Regions from separate parts of the Mus musculus genome. Here regions 1 and 3 are each linked to region 2. A link is a loop called in an ENCODE intact Hi-C map of the cell type or tissue named here. Cell type or tissue: heart. All regions are shown on one strand. Links, peaks and the distances in the headings refer to the core of each region. The heading gives the core; the rest is flanking DNA.

Region 1 (5,624 bases), core at 346-5,345, 100 kb before region 2:
CCTTCTAGCTCTCTCTCTCTCCCCCTCCAACAGGTACTGCAGAGGCTCATCAAATCCCGAGGGAAGTCTCAATCCAAACACCTCAATGTCCAAATAGCAGCCTCGGAGAAGCTGGCACAGTGTCCCCCCGTGAGTGCTCAGACCCAGGGGAGGGAAGGGAAGGTGTCTTTTTGGGTTCTCCTGTTTCCTTCAAGCCTGCATGGAAGACAGCACTTGGGCCAGGTCCTTGGGTAAAGAGGGATGCCTGATTGGCCAAATGGCTCAAATACTCCCTACTGCGTGCCCAGCCATGGCCTGATTTCCCTATCCCTAGAATGAGAGGGAGTTGGGCTGAGTTCGGTCTTTTGTAGGTCTGAAGTGTCCTTTCCTTGGGCCACATCCAGAGGCCTTTTAACCTTGTCCTTCAACCCCCTTGACTCCACCCACTGCACCCAGGCCACACCTTCAACCCTTGGTCACGCCCCCGCTCATCCCAGCCCCGCCCCTAACCCCACCTCCACAGGAAATGTTTGACATAATCCTGGACGAGAACCAATTGGAAGATGCCTGCGAGCACCTGGCTGAGTACTTGGAAGCCTACTGGAAGGCCACACATCCGCCTAGCAGCACGCCACCCAATCCGCTGCTGAACCGCACCATGGCTACCGCAGCTCTGGCTGCCAGCCCTGCCCCCGTCTCCAACCTCCAGGTACAGGTGCTCACCTCGCTCAGGAGAAATCTCAGCTTCTGGGGCGGGCTGGAGGCCTCACCGCGGGGAGGCGACGCGGTGGCCCAGCCTCAGGAGCACGCCATGTAGCCGATGTCCCTCTGGTCTTTCCTCCCACCCTGGAGTGCAGGGAACATGAGGAAGGAAGGGAAGAGCTTTATTTTGTAAAAAACGTGGTGAGCGGCAGCGTCTGGTGTCTGTGGTTTTTGGTGGGACTGGGGACTGGCTGGTGCTGCCTCCCTGGGACTGGTCCCTTAGGACTGCATCTCCTGTCTGTTGGACTTGAGGCCTGATGGGGACCCCATATAAGTCCGAGCACTAGGAAGAAAATCTCAGGAAGAAGAATAGGCTGTTCATTGGACTCTACACACTTTTCTTTTTGTTGTTGTTGTTGTTGTTGTTGGTTTTTGGAAACACAGTTTCATTCTGGCAGTAGCTGGCCTGGAATTTCCAGTGTTCCAGACTGGCCTCAAACTGGAGGCAATCCTCCTGCTTCAGCCTCCTGGATGCTGGAATTACAAGCTAGCACTACAGCAGTCAGCTCCATGTACCCACGTTAGATCTAACAGAGTGGGGGCCATCGAATCCAGAGAACTTGCCTTTCCCCGGCATCCCTCAATCTTTGAGGGACCCAAGCTGGATCTATGAGCTAAGCTGTACCTTCCACCGTCTCCCAGGGAAACAGAGTCCAGGAAAGGCTCTCCTCCCACGGAGCCACAGCCCATCTCTGAGCCCACACCGCTAAGTGTATGGTCTGGCTTAGAGCCAGAACACCATGAAGTCATTCTAGACTGCTGCATCTCAAGTGGGTTTTCAGCAACAGAGCTCACTTATTCAGTGAAGCTGAGCCGTCCTGGATCTACTCATGGGGAGCTGGGGGCCTAGCCTCCCCTTCCCAGCCTCAGGGACCGCAGCCTTCTTTGCCCCCACCCCACTCTGCCAGAAAACAGCTCCAGGAAGCAGTTTGGAAACTGGTGCTGTTTTGCAATTCCCATCCCGCTTTAACCAGGAATTGGTACTACAGAGAGGATAGCTCCATCACACACCATGAGATGGCCGGAGCTGTCAGCCACTGGTGATGAGGGCATTGGGCCACCTGTGGTACTCCGGCTGTGGGCATGGAGCTAGGGTAGAGACGTGGAGTCATGCGCCCTCTTCAAACTGGCTGCTTTGAGTGCTTTATGGGGGTGGCGGGGCGGGGGGGGGGGGGGAGGAATCCTTCAACCTTGGAGGCTCAGGGTTAGCCTAAGGAAGAAGTGTGGGTTTCTGGAAGACTATGGCTGAGGTCTAAGTGTGGGCAGAGGAAACTGGGGGGTGGGGAGGTCAGGGAGTTCAAGCTGAAATCTCAGTATATTGGGAAAATTGGAGCAATTGACTAACCCAAGCAACGACTAATGAGCGGCAGTACTAATGAGCTGTTAACGATGATTAACCCAGGAAAGCATTAATAACATGCACTGAGGAAGCGGTGACTAATTATTCAGGGCTCCTTACCATGGTTACTAGGAGAGTTCACGCTCAGATGAAGTTGGGTGCCTTCAGGCTGCTAGAGGGAGGAGCAAATGGCCTATGGCATGCCCTCAGGCTCAGCTCTAGAGCCACGCCCTGCTCCTGGGTGCCCCTCCTCTAGAGCCAGCGCCCTCCAGGAGCCAGGCTGGTGTCTTGGCACTATCACTAACCTGCCTTGCTTTGTGTTTTTCTCACCCCTGCCTGATCTGCATGGTGCGTGCCGTCTGTCTGCTAACCAGGGACCCTACCTTGCTTCCGGGGACCAGCCGCTGGACCGGGCCACTGGGGAACATGCCAGTGTGCACGAGTACCCCGGGGAACTGGGCCAGCCCCCAGGCCTTTACCCCAGCAACCACCCACCTGGCCGGGCAGGCACCCTGCGGGCGCTATCCCGCCAAGACACCTTTGATGCTGACACCCCCGGCAGCCGAAATTCTGCCTACACGGAGCCGGGAGACTCGTGTGTGGACATGGAGACAGACCCCTCAGAGGGCCCAGGGCCTGGAGACCCTGCAGGGGGAGGCACACCACCAGCCCGGCAGGGCTCCTGGGAAGACGAGGAAGACTATGAGGAGGAGATGACCGACAACAGGAACCGGGGCCGGAATAAGGCCCGCTACTGTGCGGAGGGTGGTGGGCCGGTTCTGGGGCGCAATAAGAATGAGCTGGAGGGCTGGGGACAAGGCGTCTACATCCGCTGAGAGGCAAGGGCAGTTCTGGGAGAGGAAAGGCTCTGAGCTCGGGGAGGGGAAGGGAGGGCAGAGGGGCACACCACCCAAGATGTGTCTTGCCTCCAGGGGGCGCTGTGTCCCTCGTTTTCAGATGCCTTTGCTTAAAGCTTGGGGTTTCTTTGGTGGTAATTATCCCAGCTCTTGGGAGGTCCTTAATCCCCAGCTGTAGGTTTTTCCCTAAACTGCTGTAGGTGGATGGGGGAATGCCTACTTTCTGAAGTGCCCCCTTTCCCCATCTTTGGGGGCTCTCTCCCTCCCAGAGAAAAGGTGCACTTCCTCAACTCTTTCTACTCGGGGCTGTAAGCGAAGGTCTTAATCGGGGTGGGGGTGGGGGCTTCTTCTACCAACACAGGGGTACTTGGGAAAGGTTGGGTGCTTTTCCTGAAGAGAGCCCGCTGAATCTTCCCCAATCCCCCAGACCCGGGATCCCCCACCATGTCCATCCCATAACATAACAGTTTCCTAGCAGCATTCTCTGGTGGGTGAAAGGCACGGCTTGGAAACCCTTGGGGAGCAGAGCTGGGTGCAGGCTGCTGGGCATCAGTGCGCGCTCTCTGCCCTCCATGGTCATAGCAAGAAAGCAGGTCCTAGAACCTTGAGGAGTGAGCAACTCAAGATGCTGCCCCCCTCCCTCCACCCCTTGCCTCCCCCAGGAATGAGCTTTGTCTACAGCATACCCTGCCTGCTGCCATCAGGAGAGAGGGGCCCTCTGCATCTGAGCCCCACATCTCCGTGCCACCTGGGTGTGGAGACCATGAATACTTTGTGGTCCACCTCATTCTAAACCAAAAAAACTGCTCCTTCACCGTCACCCTGAGGCCCCAGGGGACAGGCTCTATGTGTTGGTACCCGTGAGGTGACCACCATCCAGGGGCTTCCTAAGGACCTTGGGTCTCCCCTAGGGGTCTTGGTTGCTGCTGCTTCTCTGTATTTGCCTCTTGTGACCCTGTCCTTCCCCAGTGTCCACTTTCCCCAAGAGAGGCCATGGTAGCCCCTCTCCCCTGGGGTTCCCTTAGCCTCAGCATCCCTAAGAGTCCAGCAGCCCTGCCCCCTCCCCAGCATCACAGCTGGTCCAGAGAGAGCCGATTGTGCCAACGAGGACTGGGCCCTGCCCAGCTGCCCACCTCAGGGATGGGCACCTCACGCCTGTCTCGCCACCTCCTGTGCCAATGTTGCCCCACCCTCCTGGGGGGTGGGGTGCAGCTTCCACTAACAGGTTAGAAGATAGCACTGCCCAACCTTTCGCTCCCTGCCCCGGTCTACTGTCCTGTGCCCATCTGTCTGTCTGTCTGTCTGTACTCCTCTAGGAGAGATATTTTGCCACATATAAAACCGCAGTTCTGTCCTTTGCGGCCACCTCCTGAGCCTGTTTTCTTTGTTGTCACCACACTTTGTCAGCCCTGCAGTCTCACTCTCTCTCCGTGGTGAGGGTGGGGACCTGTTGGGGATCAAGGGGGAGTGCAAGCAAATGCTCCGCCTGCGCCTTTGAGGCCAAGGAGAGATGGTACTTTGTTTTGCTGCTTCGGGATTGTCTGCAGGTGTTCCTCATTCAGCCACAGGCTCACACCAGCCATACCTCCTGTTTCTTCCCTGCAAAGGGGGCGGGGTGGGGTGGGGTGGGGTGGGGTGGGTGCTGCTAATTGAGCCGGTGGGCTCAAGCCTCACTAGTTCACATCTTAAAGACACATACTTTGTTTTTATTTATTTATTGCCCCTTTCTACTCTGACCTCCCTGTGCCCTAGCAGCTCCTCACTAGGGAAGGGTGAACTTCGGCTCCTCTGTATCTCAGAGGTTTGCCTGGATCTGCCTCTTGACTGCTGGGATTAAAGACACCACACACTTAGCACCCAGCTTGGTGTGTGTGTGTGTGGTGGTGGTGGGGGGGGTTATTTGTTCACCTCCTCCCGAGACAGGGTGTCACTCAGTACACTCAGTAGACAAGGGTAACCATGTATCTCCAGCTACACTGGGATTTATTCAGCATCCCCAGATGCTGGGATCACAGCAGTGGGTGAACCAGCATGCCAGGAAGTTTTATTTTGGGACAGGTTTACAATGTAACTCTTGACTGACCTGGGACTCATGCAGCTGAGGTGGGACTCAAACTCATAGCAACTCTCCTGCCTCACCCTCCTGAGTGTGATTGCAAAAGTTACAGATGTGCTATCACACGGGTCCTGAGAGCTTTGGAGCCGGGGAGGTTTTCCGCTGGTGTGAAGAGGTTGGAGAGACCAGGCCCCCTGAGACATGTGAGAACAAAATAAGCAGGTGGCAGGCCCCTCCTCGTCACCAGCTGCCAGGATGTGGGCTCTCATAGCTGTTGTCCTGCCTCACACAGCACCTGCAAAGCTTCCTTGCCTTCCTAGGTCTTGTTTTTGAGGTGACAGCTCTAGAAGACTTGAACATCTGGGTCCCCTGCCTGAGTGCTTCTGTTCATAGTTTGTGTTTAAGGGTCAGTCTGACATCGGACCCCTGATGGCCTCCAGATAAGCCAGCAGATCACAGACAGGGATCTGGGCAGCCCAGGGGCAGAGTCCCTTGGGGAACTGATAGTAGAGTTGTTGAGAGCCCTGCTCTGCCTCCCATCCTCCCCACTACCTTTGCATGGTAATCGATCATTCACGTCTATGTTTAGGTGTGGAGCCAGCATTTATTAAAGATCTCCTCTGTGGTAGGC
Region 2 (5,624 bases), core at 417-5,416:
GAGGCCAGGGTTACAGGGAGAGGTGCTCCTGAGAACTAGATGAAGGGACTCCCACACTCACCTGCTTCCTTTAGAGAGAACAGCTTTCCTAGGAAAGGGGAGAAGCAATGGGGTTTCTCTCTTCTTCCCTCTCCCCTCCCCTCCCCTCCCCTCCCCTCTCCTCCCCTGACCTGCCCTCCCCTTCCTTCTCGCCTCAGTGCTGGATTTGATTGACTCTTGCTGCAATAGCCAGTGCAGTCACAGAAAATAAAATATGGTATTTAACTAAAGGCAGCGAGTCAGACGCTCCAAACATTTCCATTGTGAACTTCAAAACTAGGCAGGCTACACATGGAGACCATCCAATATAATCACACTGTCCTTAAAAGACGTTCCTTTGATAATAATCATTAAACTGTTCTGTTTACCAGAAATGCTAACAAGGAAAATAAACAACAGGGCCATTTAGGAGAATTTCAAAATTGAAGTTTAAACCATGAGAAAAAACAAAGAACAAAAAAAGAAAAAAAGAAAGCAATTTCATAAACAACGCAGACCTCGGCTGCTCTTGGGTATTCTTCTCTAACATTACATAATTCTCCATTAGACATCGGTCTCAGATGCAAAAATTCAAAGTGTATGTGTCATACTTAAGGGACAGAATATTGAAAAGAACACAACAGAGCCGGGCAATGATGGTGCATGCCTTAAATCCCAGCACTCGGGAGGCAGAGGCAGGCGGATCTCTAAGTTCGAGGCCAGCCTGGTCTACAGAGTGAGTTCCAGGACAGCCAGGGCTACACAGAGAAACCCTGTCTCAAAAAACTAAAAACAAAACAACAACAAAAAAAAACAAAAGAGAGAGAGAGAGAACAAAAGTATTAAAGGAGAGCTTAGGGACTGGACAGAGGGCTCTGTGGTTAAAAGCACGGTTTGCTCTTCCAGAGGACCTGAGTTCAATTCCAACATCCACATCAGGCAGCTCACACCCACCTGTAATCCAGCTGCAGGGAGTCCAGAAACCTTCCCTGGCCCTCAAGGACACCCACACATAGGTGGCACACACTAGCACAGATGCACATTCATACACATACTATCTTGAAAAATAAACAAAAAGAGACAGCTGGCGACAGTCTATAGGAGGTCACACATGTGAAGGAGCTAAGGGGCAGCATTTTAGGAGTTGCCACAGGGCTGAACACTGAACGTAGCTGAGATGATGAGTTTTATGTTGTGTGTGCTTTCCCACTACAAAAGTGGTTAATATAAAACCACAGACAAGAGTCATCTCCGGGATGGAGGTTGGGGATGCAGCTGATGATACAGACTCTTGTGACTCCCCAGATGTGCTGGCGTTTGCTGTCTTGGCTGGCCACTAACTCAGTCATGTTCCGTTTATTGCTATTCTTTAAAGCTGTTCTTTCTCTGAGACAAAGTTGTGCAGCTCAGGCGGGCCTGGAACCCCTGCCCCATTTCTCAATACCCACTTCCTGCCTGGAATGCAGAGAGTACAGGCAGGCATCACCATGGCCAGCCTTTGAGTACATCTTTTCACATGTCATTCAGTATATGTGCTGTCCTTCTGAGGCCATTTTTGTTTCCTTTTGTGTTTCTGTTGTTGTTTTATTTGTCTGATTGTTTGCTATTGAGGCAGGGTCTCACTATGTAGCCTAGGCTGGCCTTGAACTCACAGAGAACCTCCTGCCCCTGCCTCCTGAGTACTGGAGAAAAAGATATATACCATTAGCCTGTTGCCAGTTATTTATTTATCCATCCATCTACTCATCCATCCTTCCATCCTTCCATTCATCCATCCATCCATCCATCCATCCATCCATCCTTCCTTCCTTCCTTCCATCCACCCATCCATCCATCCATCCATCTAGTCATCCATCCATCCATCCATCCATCCATCCATCCATCCTTCCTTCCTTCCATCCACCCATCCATCCATCCATCCATCTAGTCATCCATCCATCCATCCATCCATCCATCCATCCTTCCTTCCTTCCATCCACACATCCATCCATCCATCCATCCATCCATCCATCCATCCATCTAGTCATCCATCCATCTAGTCATCCATCCATCCATTTATCGTGTGTGTGTGTGTGTGTGTGTGTGTGTGCCTGGTGCCTTAGGAGGCCCAGAGAGCATCAGATCCCTAGCACTAGAGTCACATACTCACACAATGACCTTAGTCCTACAAAGGTCCTAAGTGAATGCAACAGCCTGAAAAAATATTTTCAATGCCACGAGCCGATGGCTCTGTTCATACTAGACCAACTCTTCCTTATGCGCTCCCCCACTAAGGGTGAACCCCCACCTCCGTGCTCTGTTAGAGCCTCTCAAACGCTCACTCCCCAGCACATACAGACTGAGCCACTTGCTCCTCTGGCCACATCCAGCCCATTTGCTTCCTCTGGGTTTTTTCCAACGATGCATAAAACACAATCACATAAAATAGCCTGTCGTCTGTAACAAGGAAGACATTTCTAGGCTAAAGTACCAGATATATGTACTCCTATTTTAGAAAGTGAGTAAACTGTTATCATGGGACCTCTGAGAGATGCTTGGCTGACCCACATAGTCACAATGGCCCTCAAATCGAGATCTTTGGGCTTTGGTAGAACTTAGTGGAACTTTGACTAGCACTGGCAAGGCCTTGGGTTCTTTCCCAGCACAAAGCACAAAACCCTTTAGATAACTGTCTTTTCACCCAACAGGATAACAAGACAATACCCAAGACATCAAACAAGCAGAAACAAAGACATTTATTACACTGATTTAAGGACATGTGCAAATATCAGACCCACCCTTCCTGTCGTGTGCTATAGATTAATGGTTGACAAATTGACAAATCCCAGTGTCCACACAGGGCAGCTCACAAAGCTTATAACTCCAGCTCCAGCCTTTGAGAGATGCGGTCTCAAAAGCAAACAGCCAGATAGTGGTGACATCGCACGCCTTTGGTCCGAGCAATGGGGAGGAGGCAAAGACAGGTAGATCTCTGTGCATTGAGAACAGCCTGGTCTACAGGGTGAGTTCCAGGACAGCCAGGGCTACACAGAGAAACCCTGTCTCCAAAAACCAAACAAACAAACAATAGATGAGTCTCAGGCTGGGTAAGGCCTCCCAGTAAGCCCTTATCTCAAAAACAAGGAAAACTAAAACAAAGCCAGAGGATCTCTCTCCAGAGCAGTTCCTTCCGTAAATTGAGGATGCTGTGTATTTGAGTCAGTGCAGAGATTGCCAGATTTCTGCCCTTTGGATTGCACCCCATCAGAAGAACATAATTCTTACACAGCTCTCTACTGCCACCTGCTGGACAGGATGCCACATACCGTTCTGAGCTGTAGTCAATAGCCACACTCCCTCTGATAGTGTGGCTTGTTTACTTAGTGGTTTCAGCCAATTATTGAGAACTATTGTTTTTCTGGGTTTTCCATTTTACAGAGTTTCTAGTTTGCAACTCATTTAAAATGAGTCAGGCCTGAACTTTGCCCATCTGGAAATGAATATTTTAACAGCTTTTCCCCATGCTGGAATAGTTATTTATACTTGCCTGGTGTCTTGCAGCAACTATCCTGCCAAATTGACCCAAAGAATGTGCTTTAATAATTCACAAGAACAGGAGAAAACTGTTTAAATTCTATGCTGATGTTGTTGTTTTGACATAGGGTTTCATAATATAGACCAGACTGACCTTAAACTCACAGCAATCCTCTTGTCCCAGTTTCTCAAACAATGATACTACAGGCAATCAATACCACACCTATCTTTAAGTTATTGCTGACAGATTTCTGGAGCTTGGTCTAGTGGTGCAGCCGACTTGAGAAGTGGAGGAAAGAGAGTTGGGAGTTGCAGGCTAGCCTGGGCTACATTGTGAGTCTCAGACTCCAAACCAACGAGAATTTCTGAAATGCCCTGCTGCTCCTTTTTCTTCTTTTTTGAAATTTATGTTTCCTTTCCTCAAGAAGCTGGGGCAAGAGAATCTGGAGTTCCAGACCAGCCTGGGCCATGGAGGAAGACTGTCTCAAAAAGAGGAGGGGTCAGTGAAAGAAGGAAGGAAGGAAGGAAGGAAGGAAGGAAGAAAGAAAAGGAGGGAGGAAGGAAGAGAGGAAGAAGGAAGAAAGAGAAAGAGAAAGAGAGAGGAAGGAAGGGAAGAACAAAGAAAGGAAAGAAAGAAGGAAGGAAGAAGAAAGGAAAAGAAAGAAAGAGAGAGAGAGAGGAAGAGAGGAAGAAAGAGAGGCAGGCAGACCAGTCTGTCTTCCTGCCTTCCCAGTGTCTTGAAGACCTGTACTCCCACAGCACTGAATGGCCCTTCCCTGCTGTTTCTGCGTCCTCGGGCCATTTATGTTATCAGTGTTTGGGATTTTGGCCAGTTTAGTAGGCATAGAATTATATCACATTGTATATAAATTTTCTGTTGCCTCTCTGTCTCTCTGTCTCTGCCTGTCTGTCTGTCTGTTTCTCTCTCTCTCTCTCTCTCTCTCTCTCTCTCTCTCTCTCTCTCTCTCTCTCTCTCTGTGTGTGTGTGTGTTGGGGGATATTTGTTGATGGGATGTGTGCATGCGTGTGCAGATGCTCATAGAGAATCCATGTCAACATTGGCTGCTTTCCCTCCATCTCCCTCCATCTTTATTATTTGGAGAGAGGCTATCTCACTGAACCTGAAGCTTAGGGGTTGGGCCAGGCTGTGAGGATGGTGAGCTTCAGGGACTCAGCTTGCCTTTCCGTTGCCCCTCACGCCCCACCCCCACCCCACCCCCACCCAGCACTAGGCTTTTCACGGGGATTCTGAGGCTCCTAACTCAGACCCCTATGCTTGCAAAACAGGCGTAGTTTGAATTGCATAAGTGCCTTACATTTAACGTGTTTAGAACATATGGTATAGATCACTTTTTCATGTTTATTTGCCATTGTGCATCTTCTTTAATGAGGTGAGTGGCTGTTCAGGTCTTCTGCTGATTTTTAATTATATGAGCCATTTTGTGGGGCTTTGTTTCATTTTGGAGGGGGAGTGTGTGTGTGTGTCCTATATGTATATGTATGTATACAAATCTGTGCCCCTATGCACACATTTGTGGAGACCACAGGTCAAGGTCAAGGGGCCCTCTTTTGCTGTACACCTCACTTTCTGAGACAGGACCTCTCAGTGAACCTGGGCTAGCCTGAATGGCCAACTAGCCCCCAAGATCTTTTATCGATGCTGCAAACCCAAATGGAGGATCTCGTGCATATATAGCAGATGCTTTTCCCTATGTGTAACAGAGTCTGACCTTGGACTCTGGCTGCTTCTGCCTCCAAATGCTGAGATTACAGGCAGGTGTCACTGAAGAGACTCTAGACAATCTGAGCATGGCAATCATTGCTCTGGCAGGCCTTGCCCTTCTCCCAATTCCCTTTGCCTTCTAAAAACCATTAGATTACATTCCTAGCTAGCCACCAAGGTAAGGTCTATTCCCTTATTTGGCCACTTCCTCCTCCTGAAGCTGACTACCAAAATCGAGCTATCATGAAGTCCACCAATCAGAAGTCCCCTTTGGCTCACCTAATTAACATGAACAATTATAATTAAACACCTCATGCTAACATGAAATTTACCTTTTTATAAACTACTGTTTTGGGCTGGCTCAGTGGAT
Region 3 (5,624 bases), core at 405-5,404, 180 kb before region 2:
CCAGAAGAGGGCATCAGATCCTATTACAGATGGTTGTGAGCCACAATGTGGGTGCTGGGAATTGAACTCAGGACCTCTGGAAGAGCAGTCAGTGCTCTTAACTGCTGAGTTATCTCTCCAGCCTCACCCCTATTAAGAATTTAAAGAGTGCTGGGCATTGGTGGCACACGCCTTTAATCCCAGCACTTGGGAGGCAGAGGCAGGCGGATTTCTGAGTTCAAGGCCAGCCTGGTCTACAGAGTGAGTTCCAGGACAGCCAGGCTACACAGAGAAACCCTGTCTGGACAAACCAAAAAAAAAAAAAAAAAAGAATTTAAAGAGTGCCCGGCGGTTGTGGTGCACGCCTTTAATCCCAGCACTTAGGAGGCAGAAACAGGTGGATTTCTGAGTTCGAGGCCAGCCTGGTCTACAAAGTGAGTTCCAGGACATCCAGGGCTATACAGAGAAACCCTGTCTCAAAGAAAGAAAGAAAAAAAAAAGAATTTAAAGGGTATTTTTACTTAGAAAGTCTAAAACCAGTAAAACTTGAACAATACATTGTGTCTTTGTAGAATTAACACTTTGGGCTGGAGAGAGAGATGCTCAGAAATTGTGAACTGGCTTCTTGCAGAAGACACAGGCTTGGTTCCCAGCACTCACATGGTGTCACAAGACTCAATAACTGATCCCATGGGATCTGACAGCTGGCCTCCCTTGGTAGCGGGCATGCATGGCACAGGCAAAACATGCTCTTTTAAATCTTTGAAAGTTCCATTTTATAGGTTTATTTTTTTGAGGCAGTTTTGCTATGTAGCTCTAGCTATCCTGGAAACTCACAGTGTAGACCAGGCTGACCTGGAATTCATAGAGATTCTCCTGCCTCTGCCTCCTGAGTGTTTGGGATTGAAGGTTTGCACCACCACACCCAGCTTAAAAAATTAATCTTTAGAATATTTTACAAGGAAGGAGGAAGCAAACATTTTATTTAGTTAATACAGTGTTGAGCAACCAGTACTACTCCCTCGAAAGGCTCTCAGTCCGTGTGGCCAGGGCTTTTTTGTCTCTTCAGCTTGGCTAGCTCAGAGAGAGTGGCCGAGGAGGCTGGGCCCTGGAAGTCAGCAGATGCTCATGCATAGAAAGCAAAGGGACACTGGAGACTCTGTGTCTTCTCCAGGATTGAAACAGAATGCTCTGACTCTGAACCTGGGACCCGGGGTCAGCTGGGCATTTTAACAGGGCTCCTGGGCACGCAGCAAACCAGGCTGCCATCAGTTTTGGATTTAGGTCAGAATGCAGTTACTAGCCTCCTGAATGCCACACTAAAAATAGCCTGGCACCGTCCACACTACCTGTGATAGATCCCGACGCCCTCCACAGCCACGTGCTTCTGCAGACTCACTTCAGAGCCAGACTGGTCGGAGTATCCATCTCTCCTGCACTCTCAGCCATGAGCATTGGAAAGACTTCCCTTTCTCTGGGTCATCTAGGGGGCTAAGCAGTCCTGTCACCCTCTCGAAGCCAGACCCTCCTCCCTCTAAAAACCTACTCTGTTCTCCAGACAGCCTCACTGTCTCAGGCTGGTCTTGCACTCAGGATCCCCTCCGCCCAGCCTCGTGTGCCCAGGTGTGTGCTGGGTTCAGCCCAGCCAGACGGTCATCTTCCTTTACCACCATCCTCCTTTACAAAGGAAGACTCATCTTTTCAGTTCAGGAAGAGCAAAGAGAAGTGACAGGGAGACACATCTGTCTTTAGAGCCACATGGAGTCCAATAGAAAGGAACCTGGGCCCGGCCCAGGGAGGGGTCAGTTAATTCCACCTGCCCTTATACTTGCTTACTGAGAACACAGCTGCCCCCAGGGCCATAGTCAAAAAGGCCATGGATCTGAGTGGCTGGGAGGACTCAGTACATTCATGAGGCCCAGGGTTTGATCCTCAACACCAGAAACAAAAAGGATTCTGCTATCATTCTTTTCTTCTTTACTTTTTGAGATGTATTTATTTTAAATATGAGTGCTCTATCTGTATGTACACCTGAATGGCAGAAGAGGGTATCCCACCCCAGTATAGATGGTTGTGAAACCATCATATGGTTGCTGAAAATTGAACTCAGGGCCCTTAACCGATGAGCCATCTCTCCAGCCCCCTATAAAAAGCTTTTTATATTATAATCCCAGGACTAGGGAGAAGGAGGCAGGAGGATCAAGAGGTCAAAGCCATGTCTACTTAGTGAGTTCAAGGTCAGCCTGAGCTACATGAGACTCAGTTGGGGAGGCAGGAGCATGACTCAAGTGGCCTGTAAGGTACCTTCAGGCTCAAACAGTTTATGAAGCGCCTGCTAGATGGGAATGTCAGTCCTGCAGGTCTGGATAAGGTCCTGATGGGTGAACGTCAACAGATTAGTTCCTACAGAGGCAGAAAGGACCAGGAAAGGGGAAGGAGTCTGAGGTTGAGGCTGGGAGGCCGGAGACACAGTCCCTTAGCCTACAGACAGCCCTAACCTGCCCAAACCGCACGTCCACCACTTCTAGCTGTATGTCCTTGAAAGAGTTAACATTTCTGGACCCTGTGTACAAGGAGTCATGTATGTTATCTATATCAAGCCGAGAGAAAGCTATTCACAGTAGTGCCAAGTAGCTCTTGGTCCTCAGTAAAAGTCAGTTGAAGGACACAGCAAGCCAAGGGAGAAAAGTTATTTTCATGAATGCCCACCCTCAGTTGCTTATAGTTCTGGTCCCTGCCACATGTCAGCCCCATCAGTAAAGCTGGCCAGCTTCCCACATTAGCTGGAGTGCTCACGCAGACAGGACGTCATCTCTGAGATGCAGTCTCTGGGGTTCAGCATGAAGACCACTGAGGTGCCCAAGGGGCCCAGGGATTCACGATGACTATGGGAAGGAGATTCACAAGCCTAAGAGCCTAGCTGCATCCTGTCGGGACTCTTGTTTTGGTATCAACTGTGGCCGTACCATACTTGGCCACCAGGGGGCAGAGAGAATCTGTTCCGGAGACTGAGAAGAAGCCTTGCGGCTTTAAGGTAGGTTTTGGAGAAATTGGAAGACTCCATTTAGCTGGACTACACCCCCAAGGAGCCAAGTGAATCTCTGAAGAACTGGGCCCGGGAAAGGGACCAGAGTCTCGGGCAGTAGTGTGGCCAGCCAGGTTGCAAGGCGCCCCTGAACCGGTCAGGCTTCAGTGCACACTGTCCCTGGCCTCCTCTATGCCAGCCTCCGGTCTCACACACCAGAAGCTAAAACAGGTTCATCCTACCTCCCCTTGCTGGGGACAGAAACTGAGAGGCAGGTGAGGCCCCAAAATAGGCTATGGTTGCAGAAGTGGGGGGTCGGGAGGTACAGATAGCAGGGAGAACCTGGGTTTTTCAAAAGGGTCTGTATGGGCTCCGCTCAAGGCTGTCAAGAGGCCAGGTTAGGTCCCTGTTTGGAAGAAAGGCATTAGCCTGGTCAAAGTTTCAGCAGAAAGAGGCAGCCTGTCATAGGTCTAGAGAATAGAAGAGAGAGCCAGGAAGTGATGGGAGGCAAGGTCAGGTTTCTGTTTCCAGGTCAGTCAGCTCCTGTGGGCGCTAAGAGAGTGATAAAGTCTTTTTTGTTTGTTTTTGTTTTTCGAGACAGGGTTTCTCTGCATAGTCCTGGCTGTCCTGGAACTGGACCAGGCTGGCCTCTAACTCAGAAATCCTCCTGCCTCTGCCTCCAGAGTGCTGGGATTAAAGGCGTGTACCGCTACCACCTGATTTTTTTTTTAATAGATTTATTTCTTTTTCCTTTATGTGTGTATTTTGTCTGCATGTATGTATGGGCATTGTGTGAGTGCCTGGGTTCCTGAAGACTTCAGAAGAAGGCATCAGATCCCCTGGAACGAGACTTCCGGTAGTTATGAGCCACGAGTGTATGCTGGGAACTCAGCCTGTATCCTCTGCAAGAGCTGCAAGTGCGCTTACCCACTGAGGCACCTCTCCAGCCCCTAGCCCTTAGCTTTTTGAGACACCTTCTCACTCTGTAACCCAAGCAGGCCTTGGACTCAGCCTTTCTTATGCTGGGATTACAGGAGTGAGCCACTACATCTGACATCAAGGATTTGGGGAAAGAGGATTATGAGACAGGATTCCATTCTAGATTAGACGGACCTCAAACTGATGGTAATCTTTCTACTTCAGTCTCCAAGTGTGCACAGGTTACAGGTGTACACCCTCATTCCTAGTCTCCAGTGCCATGTGAGTGTGTGTTTCTGCACATGTGTGAGTGTGTATGCATGTGTGTAGAAGTTTAAAGTCAACCCCAAGTGCCTTTCTCAGGTCTCACTCCACCTTAGTTGTATTTTAAATATTTTGTTTGTCATTTTTTTTGTTTATTTTGTGATGGGGTTTCTCTGTGCATTCCTGGCTGTCCTGGAACTCACTTTGTAGACCAGGCTGGCCTCGAACTCAGAAATCCACCTGCCTCTGCCTCCCAAGTGTTAGGATTAGAGATGTGTGCCACTGCACCCAGCAAATTTTTTTTAGACACTCAGCCAAGCATAACAAAAAAAGACAACATCCCCAGCTCTGAGATTACAAGTATAGACCATCACAACTGCTGTCTCTGTGTGTGTGTGTGTGTTCACATGTCTGTGGGCACACACTTGTGCTTATGGAGGTCAGAGGATGACTGCAAGTTCAAGTCCAGCTTGGACTTCATAGTGAGTTCCATTTCAGTCGGGGGCATGAACAAGATCTGTCTGAAAACAAGCAGATATAAGTCTGTTCTTGGTCACTCTCACCCTTACATTTTGAGGCACAGTGTCTCACTGGAACCCAGAGCTTCGCAGTTCATCTAGTCTAGCTAACTTGTTCCATCTCTTCCTCTGGAATGCTGAGAATTACAGGCAGGCCCACACGCCTACTAGTGCTTCCTCGGGCCCTGGAGATCCAAATTCCTATCCCCATGCTTGCTCAGCAATTTCTTACCCACTAAGCCAGGGTTTCCTCTGTGTATCCTTGGCAATCCTGGAACTTATTCTGTAGACCAGGCTGGCCGCAAACTCAGAGATCCTCCTGCCTCTGCCTCCCAAGTGCTGGAATTAAAAGCATGCACAATGCTGTGGTTGTCACCACCCAGGCATACTTTGTGGGATTTTTTATAATTTCATTTTATTTTTATTATTTATTTATTTAATGTATATGAGTACACTGTAGGTGTCTTCAGACACACCAGAAGAGGGCATCAGATCCCATTACAGATGGTTGTGAGCCACCATGTGGTTGCTGGGATTTGAACTCAGGACCTCTGGAAGAGCACTCAGTGCTTTTTTTTTTTTTGATTTTTCTGAGACAGGGTTTCTCTGTGTAGCCTTGGCTGTCCTGGAACTCACTCTGTAGGCCAGGCTGGCTGCAAACTCAGAAATCCATCTGCCTCTGCCTCCCAAGTGCTGGGATTAAAGGCATGGGCCACCACTGCCCGGCCAGTCAGTGCTCTTAACCGCTGAGCCATCTCTCCAGCCCCAATCTGTTGTGCTCACCTCGTACAGCAAGAAAAAACGCAACACGGTCAGATTCTTCTCCACAGCCTTCTTTATTTCAGGAACACCTCGATGCTACGGGAACTCCGGAAACCCAAGGAAGACTGCTTATATACACCCCAGCACTGGGGAGAGCT

The links. Hi-C counts contacts between places; a loop is a spot of excess contacts. Peaks named below come from ENCODE experiments on the same cell type or tissue, not always from the same donor. Only the 100,000 strongest peaks of a DNase experiment are listed, where the experiment ranks them.
Region 1: a loop joins it to region 2, with 5 times the contacts of the local background. A loop is called at or near these places in 2 of 42 quality-filtered maps.
Region 3: a loop joins it to region 2, with 8 times the contacts of the local background. A loop is called at or near these places in 15 of 42 quality-filtered maps.

The regions. Positions count from the first base shown.
Region 1 is chr11:98,000,193-98,005,816 of GRCm38, reverse strand. Cacnb1 (calcium channel, voltage-dependent, beta 1 subunit) reads left to right here. Exons shown (of 14, transcript NM_001282977.1): 12 at 34-129; 13 at 503-688; 14 at 2,455-4,309. The coding sequence ends at 2,916. Among named protein-coding and RNA genes, the nearest start is that of Arl5c, 6.8 kb to the right of the region's middle. In heart, for the core only: a CTCF peak has its summit at 3,007 (motif pointing right); DNase peaks (open chromatin) are centred at 596, 2,596, 3,006 and 5,236; H3K4me3 peaks cover 1,325 bases; H3K27ac peaks cover 729 bases; H3K27me3 peaks cover 4,301 bases.
Region 2 is chr11:97,897,672-97,903,295 of GRCm38, reverse strand. No RefSeq gene overlaps it. Among named protein-coding and RNA genes, the nearest start is that of Fbxo47, 16 kb to the right of the region's middle. In heart, for the core only: a CTCF peak has its summit at 3,306 (motif pointing left); a DNase peak (open chromatin) is centred at 3,245.
Region 3 is chr11:98,072,921-98,078,544 of GRCm38, reverse strand. No RefSeq gene overlaps it. Among named protein-coding and RNA genes, the nearest start is that of Stac2, 22 kb to the right of the region's middle. In heart, for the core only: a CTCF peak has its summit at 2,955 (motif pointing right); DNase peaks (open chromatin) are centred at 1,354 and 2,954; H3K4me3 peaks cover 845 bases; H3K27ac peaks cover 499 bases.